Regions from separate parts of the Homo sapiens genome. Here region 1 is linked to region 2. The links are chromatin contacts, found by Hi-C or POLR2A ChIA-PET in ENCODE. All regions are on one chromosome and are shown on one strand. The core of a region is the stretch at or near the end of the contact, and the rest is flanking DNA. Distances in the headings are between cores, read along the strand shown. Region 1 has its middle 4.5 kb from the start of CLDN16. Region 2 has its middle 81 kb from the start of P3H2-AS1.

Region 1 (4,048 bases), core at 101-2,600, 180 kb before region 2:
CCTAACTAGCACCAATAGGTCCCAAATCCAAATATCAGAACTTAATGGAAAGAAATAAAGACCAAAAAATGCTAAGCATATGCATTCTCATATGCAAACACACACATGTGCATACATATCTCTGGAAATCATAGATTCTTTCACAAAAAAAAAAATCTAGACTATAGCATTCATTCGCTCCTAATGGTCACTGAACATTGTATGTGATAGGGAGTGGGGAATTATTCAGGTGGCTATAGAATTGTTCCTGAATTTAAGTTTACTACTCTTAGAGAATAACATAAAACATTCAGGCTTGCATGTGAATTTCTGTGAGTGAGGCCATAATGTAATAGGAGATACAAAAAGGAGAGTCATGCAAACTGATAGAGCAGTAAACACTTCATGGATGGGATGTGAGTGCACTTCTAAGAAATGTGTAGGGTGTTGTGAGGATGGAGGGCACAGATGCAGAATAAACTGCTCACCAATCTATATAGACACATCTCTTTTGCATTCTGACCCTCCCTAGGCTTCAACATTTTGGTTTATCAACTCTTTTATAGTTTAATTCCATTCCATCCAGCACACATTTATGAACAGTGTACTCTGACTCTAGTACTTTCTCTTGGGACACAGAGAAAATAAACGGTTGGAAGAACTCATCCTAGTCCTTGAGAGGTTTACTCTTCAGTGAGTGGACCAGAAGCAGGAAGTAAAGAACTCCATTCAGGTAATTCTGACAACAGTCTTAAGCTATAATACCACTCCCAATAAGAGTATATAGGCATATTAGTTAGAAATATGATGTGTTTTCCAATTTATTATAAACATGAAGAAAAGTTATTACTGTGTGTTGCTCAATAAGGTTTACAAAATATTTTCAGATATATTATCTCATCTAAGCTCTGTGAAGACAGACATCTTTCGTTCACCAGTGCATCCCACATGCTTAAAATTCTACCTGGCATATGGTAGGCTCTCAGCAAATGTGTAATAATTTAATTCTCAGAGCCCCCACATTTTACAGAAGAGGGAGTAATATTGGACTTTCCCCTTCTGAAACATTCAGGGTCCTCCAGGATGGATACTAGGCTGGCAAAAGTGTCCTAATCATCTTTGCAGCTCCAGGGCTATTGATTTTGCAAGATCTCTAAGACCAACAGTTTGGTCAATTCATTATGCACCATGTTCCTACTCACCCAGTGCTTGCACTACTCCTGGATGAGGCTTTAGAGCCACCTGGCGATCAGTTGAGTGACACCCTTAATCTAGCACCGTGGCTGTTGGTCTATTAAAGGAAGTAATTGTAGAACTGGAAGTATTGCAGTTGTCCTTTTGGTCTGCAGGTGGAAGCAGCCTTGCATTTTCAGTTAAACAGAACAGCAAGCTCTTGTGTCAAGAACAGCATATTTTTGTGTTAGTTCTGTTGTTTCCATTAATGTCACAAAATGTTCCCTCTATATTTATTAGGATAATAAGAGTTATTAGAAGGAGTAAACTGACTTATACCATATCCTATAAATAGTCTTCTAACTCCCTTTGAAATTTCCAGTGCATATTGGAAAAATCTAAACAATAAAATCAGTTGCTGTTCTGAAAGGCCATGCTAGCTATAACTAATATAAAAAAAGCGGTGGTTAAAAGCTTGGACCTCATAGTCAGGCTGACTCGAGTTTAGGCTAAGCCCATTTATATATGACAGATCTTGAGCAAGCTAGTTAACATTTCTGAGGCTGCCTTCTTGTCAATAAAATGAGAATTATGAATTTTGTCCCATAAAATGGCTGTGAAAAATGAATAACGTTTGTAAAGGTCTTAATGAAGTGCATAGAACTCAATAAATAAGCAATAAATTGTAGTTAGTATGATTTTTATAAGTTTGCTGTTTTATATATGTGCCATGCATATACATATGTATGTATGTTTGTGTGTACACACATGTATGTGTGTGTATGTATATCTATATCTATATATAAAACAACTTACTAAGTTGAAAACAAAGGAAAGAAAAAGTGTAGTCATAAAACAATTTCATTTTTGTCTCCTATGGTGCTTTCAAATCCATTTGGTTTGGGCCTATTCTTCCCCTGACCCTTGAATAAAATATAGGGCAAGTTCTATGACATTTATGTCATTTTCAGGTAATGTTTCAGGTAATATAATGTATTTTAGTCATTTCAAAGCACAAAGATACCGCTTCCTTCCAGTGATATGAGTATCTGTACCCCTGTACATAGGCCAAATCTCTTTATAGCCACTCCTCCATCATGCAGTCATCTTCCATCATGTAGGCAATGTGTCTGCTAGAACTTTTGTTCCTTAGATTTCTTAGCTGGAGAAGTGCACAGGTTTACCGTGTTTCTCTAGATCCAGGGAGCAAACACCAAGTGTTCAGAGCAGATGAACTGAAGCCTTGTTCTTTAGGCTTAAAGTGAGATTCAAGAACTCCCAGTGTCTGCCCCCTCCGTGGTGACATAAAAGTGGTACTCAGTACATATCAATAGCTCCCTCCAAAAATTATCTCCTAAACTCTAACTCCTTTCTTGGGGTTAAGTTTATTTGTTTGTTTGTTTGTTTTGAAAGGGAGAGAGATAGCTGGTCCACTAGGGGCTGCAAAACTGGTTCTCAGACACCATTTTTGCAACTCCGGCATAGGTCTCTTGTTTCATTTTGGAACTTGGTCTTTATTGTCTAGTGGATTCAGTAAAAACTGAGTCAGAAATGATTCTAATTTAAAATCCTATTACACTAGCTTATGTGATGTTGCACTGGAAGTCTAGTGTTCATTACGGGCAGCCCACACCTGGATTTGTTGTGTTTACTCTTGGGTACCACTATTTAAGATAAAGCCCAACTAGAGAAGGTTCCAGTTAGTGAGATTAATGAGGAGATCGGCAACTATCTGGCAACTATCTCACATGAAGCATGACTGAAGGAAATTGGGACAAAAAGAGTATTTTAATTGTTTTCAAAAAGGGAACAGAGCAAACGTGACAGTGGGTTTTAAATAATGGGTGGATGGCCCAAAGGAATTATGATCTTTCTGGCAGGCTTCAGAGAATATAACTAGAAAATATTGTAAAAGCACAGAGAAGCAGAATTATGCTCAATTAAGAAGGGACTTTCCAACAGTTAGAACTGACTGAAAGGGAAATGGTCTGGTTTGGTGGGGGTTCAAATAGTGGTAGGATCACCATTGGTACAAATGTTACCTACAAAATTCATGAATCAGTTCATGATGGGAATAATTGACATCTCCAATGTGGAGAATGCTTGGGCAAGCATGAGGCCCTGAAAATAGTATGCTGTTTATGCATCTGTTTTCTTTCATAGAATTCAAGTTTTACTTAAGCCAAACCTCAGCAATTACTCAGTGAATCATTCATCAAAAATCAGCCTCAAATTCAGTAGCAAGGCATATGTTGTTACTCATTCTGTAACTTACTTCACCTGGAAAAACAAGATGTTCATCATGGTACAGCATGATTAAGCAATGGGGGGTGTTTTGAGTGAACCAGGTTGGAATAAACCTAATGTGAAAGGTTAACATTCTACTCCCTTTGAGTTAGTAGGCAACTCATGAAGTCATTCTGGCATAAAACCTTTCTCTTGAATGCCCTACACCCTTCCACATATATCCTATGTTCATTATGAAATAGGACATAAAATGAATCTGTCTGAATTGGGCTTAATCTCACAAGTTGAGGCTTTTTTTTTTCTTTTGACTCAAACACATTCAATTGGTCATTATTAATATCCTTTCATTATTTTGTATTTCCTTCTTGTTTTCTCTCCAAATATTTAAGTATTCTCTCATGAAGTCAATGTCAGCTCTTCTTTGTAAATCAAAAAGACTATGCAAATGGTAAGATTTCAGTGTGTACTTAATCCATGTTGGGCAAGGAAACACTGAAATTGCCAGGAAATGTAGGATACTCTCTATAAACTGTTAGGTTGAGTCCTTATCACTGCACTCATGCCAACCTTCCCAGTCCAGTTAGCTTAACTGGTGTGTTCTTAACTCAGCACATCTGTTCTCACTTAAACATTCTGGAGTGACAAATAT
Region 2 (4,139 bases), core at 1,325-3,824:
ACAGGAGAAATTGGCCAAAATGAAGGGGCTAAAACCCCATGCAAGTCCAAAATCCAGTGGGGCAGTCAAATTTTAAAGCTCCAGAATGACCTCCTTTGACTCCAGGTCTCACATCCAGGTCACGCTGATGCAAGAGACGGGCTCTCATGGTCTTGGGCAACTCTGCCTCTGTGGCTTTACAGGGTACAGCCTCCCTCCTGGTTGCTTTCATGGGTTGGTGCTGAGTGTCTGTGGCTTTTCCAGGTGCACGATGCCAGCTGTCAGTGGATCTATCATTCTGGGGTCTGGCAGATAGTGGCCCTCTTCTCACAGCTCCACTAGGCAGTGTCCCAGTGGGAATTCTGTGTGGCAGCTTCAACCCCTTCCACACTGCCCTAGAAGAGGTTCTCTATGAGCACCCTGCCCCTGCAGCAAACTTCTGCCTGGACATACAGGCTTTTCCATACATCCTGCGAAATATAGGCAAAGGTTCCCAAACCTCAATTCTTGATTTCTGAGCACCCACGGGCCCAACACCTCCTGGAAGCTGCCAATGCTTTGGCCTTGCACCCTCTGAAGCCATGGTCTGAGCTGTATCTTGTCCCCTTTTAGTCAAGGCTAGAGTGGCTAGGATGCAGGGCACCAAGTCTCTAGGCTGCACAGAGCAGAGGGGTCCTGGACCAGGCTCAGGAAATCATTTTTTCCTCTTAGGCCTCTGGACCTGTGATGGAAGGGGCTGCTGCATGTCTCTGACATGCCCTGGAGATATTTTCCCCATTGTTTTAGAGATTAACATTTGTCTCCTGATTACTTATGCAAATTTCTGCAGCTGGCTTGAATTTCTCCTCAGAAAATGGGTTTTTCTTTTCTATCACATCATCAGGCTGCAAATTATCCAAACTTTCATGCTCTGTTTCCCTTTTAAAATTGAACGCTTTTAACAGAACATAAGTCACATCTTGAAGGCTTTGCTGCTTAGAAATTTCTTCTGCCAGATACCCTAAATCATCTCCCTCAATTTCAAAGTTCTGCAAATCTCTAGGGCAGTGGCAAAATGCCACCAGTCTCCTTGCTAAAATATAGCAAGAGTCACCTTATTCCAGTTCCCAACAAATTCCTCATCTCCATCTGAGATGACCTCAGCCTGAATTTCATCGTCCATATCATTATCAGCATTTTGGTCAAAGCCATTGAAAATGTTTCCAGGAAGTTCCAAACTTTCCCACATTTTCCTGTCTTCTTCTGAGCCCTCCAAACTGTTCCAACACCTGCTTGTTACCCAGTTCCAACACCACTTCCATATTTTTGGGTATCTTTACAGCAGTACCCCAGTCTACCAGTACCAATTTAATGTATTAGTCTGTTCTCATGCTGCTGACAAAGACATACCCAAGACTGGACAATTTACAAAGAAGAAAAGAGGTTTAATAGACTCACAGTTCCACTTGGCTGGGGAGGTCTCACACTCACGGCAGAAGGTGAAAGGTACATCTTACATGGGAGCAGTTTAGGAGAGAATGAAAGCCAAGCAAAAGGGGTTTCCCCTTATAAAACCATCAGATGTCATGGGACTCATTCACTACCATGAGAACAGTATGGGGGAACTGCCCCCATGATTCAATTACCTTCTACCAGGTCCCTCCGACAACATATGGGAATTATGGGAGCTACAATTCAAGATGAGATTTGGGTGGGGACACAGCCAAACCATATCACACTTACATAGACTTTTTTGTCACATCTAGCTCTCTAAACATAAGAAATTCATATTGGTATATAGCTTAAAGTTGAAAACAACTCTATTTTTTCCCAATGCGTGGTAAATTTTTAAAACATCATTCATGAAATACTTGCTCTCTTTTTCCCCCACCAACTTAAAATGTCACTTCAAATATCAGCTGTCAATACTTTTCATGAGTTTCTTCCTGGACTCTATGCGATTCAGCTGGCCTACTTGTTTACTTTTGCATATTTTGTGTCTTTTAATGACTGTTATGTTATGGTGCATTTTATATCTTAAGCAAGCCCTTTTTCTTCTCCTTTCTTTTTCATTTTTCTTTTGTTATTGTTTCACATTTTCTCTTACATTTGAACTATACTACCAAGTTATAATATTCAAATATACAAACAACATTCTTTGGGGGTTTTGCCTGTGATATTTTCAGACCTGTAGCTTACTCTGGAAGATGTATGCATATTATAATAATAAATATTTTAACAATTACAATATATCCCTTCATTATTCTATGTTCCTTAGTAGGGTTCTACAATTTTCCTTATAAATATCTTGTTCATTTCATGTTAGGCTTATTCCTACTTAATTTATGATTTTATTTCCTAGAACTTTATGAGAAGGAATATTCTGAACGGGTGCCCAATATCAACCTTAAGAGAAGGATATACCTCATATTTTTATTTTCCTAGCTCTATTGCCTGGCCTCCAATATACACTTAGTATGTACTATAATTAAAATACACCTTCGGGTAAATTTCGGTTTGGTTTTCTTTTAACCCATTACTTCTCAATGTACAGTGATAACATAATAAAACAAGCCACAAGATGGCAGAATAAGCCATCTTTCCTGGACTTATAGGAAGGTTTTTAGACAAGAAACTGATCACGACTTGCTCATGGAGAAGAATAAATTATTTTATACTCCACAATGAACCAGCATACTGACAATAGTATTAATCTTTTTCTTTTTTTTTTTTTTTTTTTTTTGAGACGGAGCCTCGCTCTGTCGCCCAGGCTGGAGTGCAGTAGCGCGATCTCGGCTCACTGCAAGCCCCGCCTCCCGGGTTCACGCCATTCTCCAGCCTCCCGAGTAACTGGGACTACAGGCGCCCACAACCACTCCCGGCTAAGTTTTTGTATTTTTAGTAGAGACGGGGTTTCACCGTTTTAGCCAGGATGGTCTCGATCTCCTGACCTCGTGATCCGCCCGCCTCTGCCTCCCAAAGTGCTGGGATTACAAGCGTGAGCCACCGCGCCCGGCCAACAGTATTAATCTTAAAACAAAAACTTCAATATAAAATAAAGAAAATACTTCTGACGGTAAAAACTATTACCATAAATTATACTTTACTAAATCCTTCATTCATATACATATACGAATACTATATAGAGAGAGTACTTTCTCTAATTCTTCTTCTTTACTCCACTGCAGAACTGTGGGTACTCAGTAGAGTTTAGTTTCTCATCTTCTGCTTTACTCTATTCTTTTTGTTTTTCTCTCTTCAAATAACTTATCTACTCTGATGCCAAACATCACCTCTGTGCCCACACCCGTCAAACTGTATTCATGGCCCTAAACTCAATTTCATTCTAAAGCCTTATTTATTTATTTATTTTAAGTTACATGTGCAGGATCTACAGGTTTGTTACATAGGTAAATGTGCAGGGTACATGTGCAGGATGTGCAGGTTTGTTACATTGGTAAACGTGTGCCATGGTGGTTTGCTGCACCTATCAACCTATCACCTAGGTATTAAGCCCAGCATGCAATAGCTATTTTTCCTGATGCTCTCCCTTCCACCACCCCCACCCCTGAGGTTTATGTCAAACCTCATATATATATAATATATAATATATTTTATTATATATAATATATATAATATATAATATATTTTATTATATATTATATATAATATATATTATATTTTATTATATATAATATATATAATATATAATATATTTTATTATATATTATATATAATATATATTATATTTTATTATATATAATATATATAATATATAATATATTTTATTAATATTATATATATTATATATATGAGGTTTGACATAAAAATATATTGACATATATATACACACACACATATACATATATATGAGGTTTGACATAAATATATATATACACATATATATGCGTGTGTATATATATATACACACACACACACACATATACTTGAATTATGTTTGCAAGGTGAGTTGCTGTTCTTCTTAAAGAGGTAGGCCAGGCAACTCTTTTATTAAGAAATGACTGACCGGGTGCGGTCGCTCACGCCTGTAATCCCAGCACTTTGGGAGGCCGAGGCGGGCGGATCACAAGGTCAGGAGATCGAGACCATCCTGGCTAACATGGTGGAACCCCATCTCTACTACAAATACAAAAAATTAGCTGGGTGTGGTGGCGGGAGCC

What was found. Hi-C counts contacts between places; a loop is a spot of excess contacts on that map. ChIA-PET counts read pairs that join two places held with the same protein, here RNA polymerase II (POLR2A). Pooled maps may share reads with other maps.
Region 1: a map of PC-9 shows a loop between it and region 2 (14-fold over the local background). The contact joins two enhancer-like sites. A Hi-C loop is called at or near these places in 3 of 168 maps with a recorded cell type or tissue (IMR-90, MCF 10A and PC-9), 4 of 37 single-sample maps with no recorded cell type and 10 of 50 pooled maps. POLR2A ChIA-PET finds 5 or more read pairs at or near these places in 2 of 52 experiments (AG04450 and MCF 10A).

Annotation. Positions count from the first base shown.
Region 1 is chr3:190,381,678-190,385,725 of GRCh38, reverse strand. It overlaps a transcript of CLDN16 not described here. Among named protein-coding and RNA genes, the nearest start is that of CLDN16, 4.5 kb to the left of the region's middle. RefSeq lists a silencer at 1,132-1,426. Within about 2 kb of position 1,350, at least 4 of the 41 ENCODE cell types and tissues checked have a DNase peak (open chromatin) inside an H3K27ac peak, as active enhancers do.
Region 2 is chr3:190,200,391-190,204,529 of GRCh38, reverse strand. No RefSeq gene overlaps it. Among named protein-coding and RNA genes, the nearest start is that of P3H2-AS1, 81 kb to the right of the region's middle. Within about 2 kb of position 2,574, at least 4 of the 41 ENCODE cell types and tissues checked have a DNase peak (open chromatin) inside an H3K27ac peak, as active enhancers do.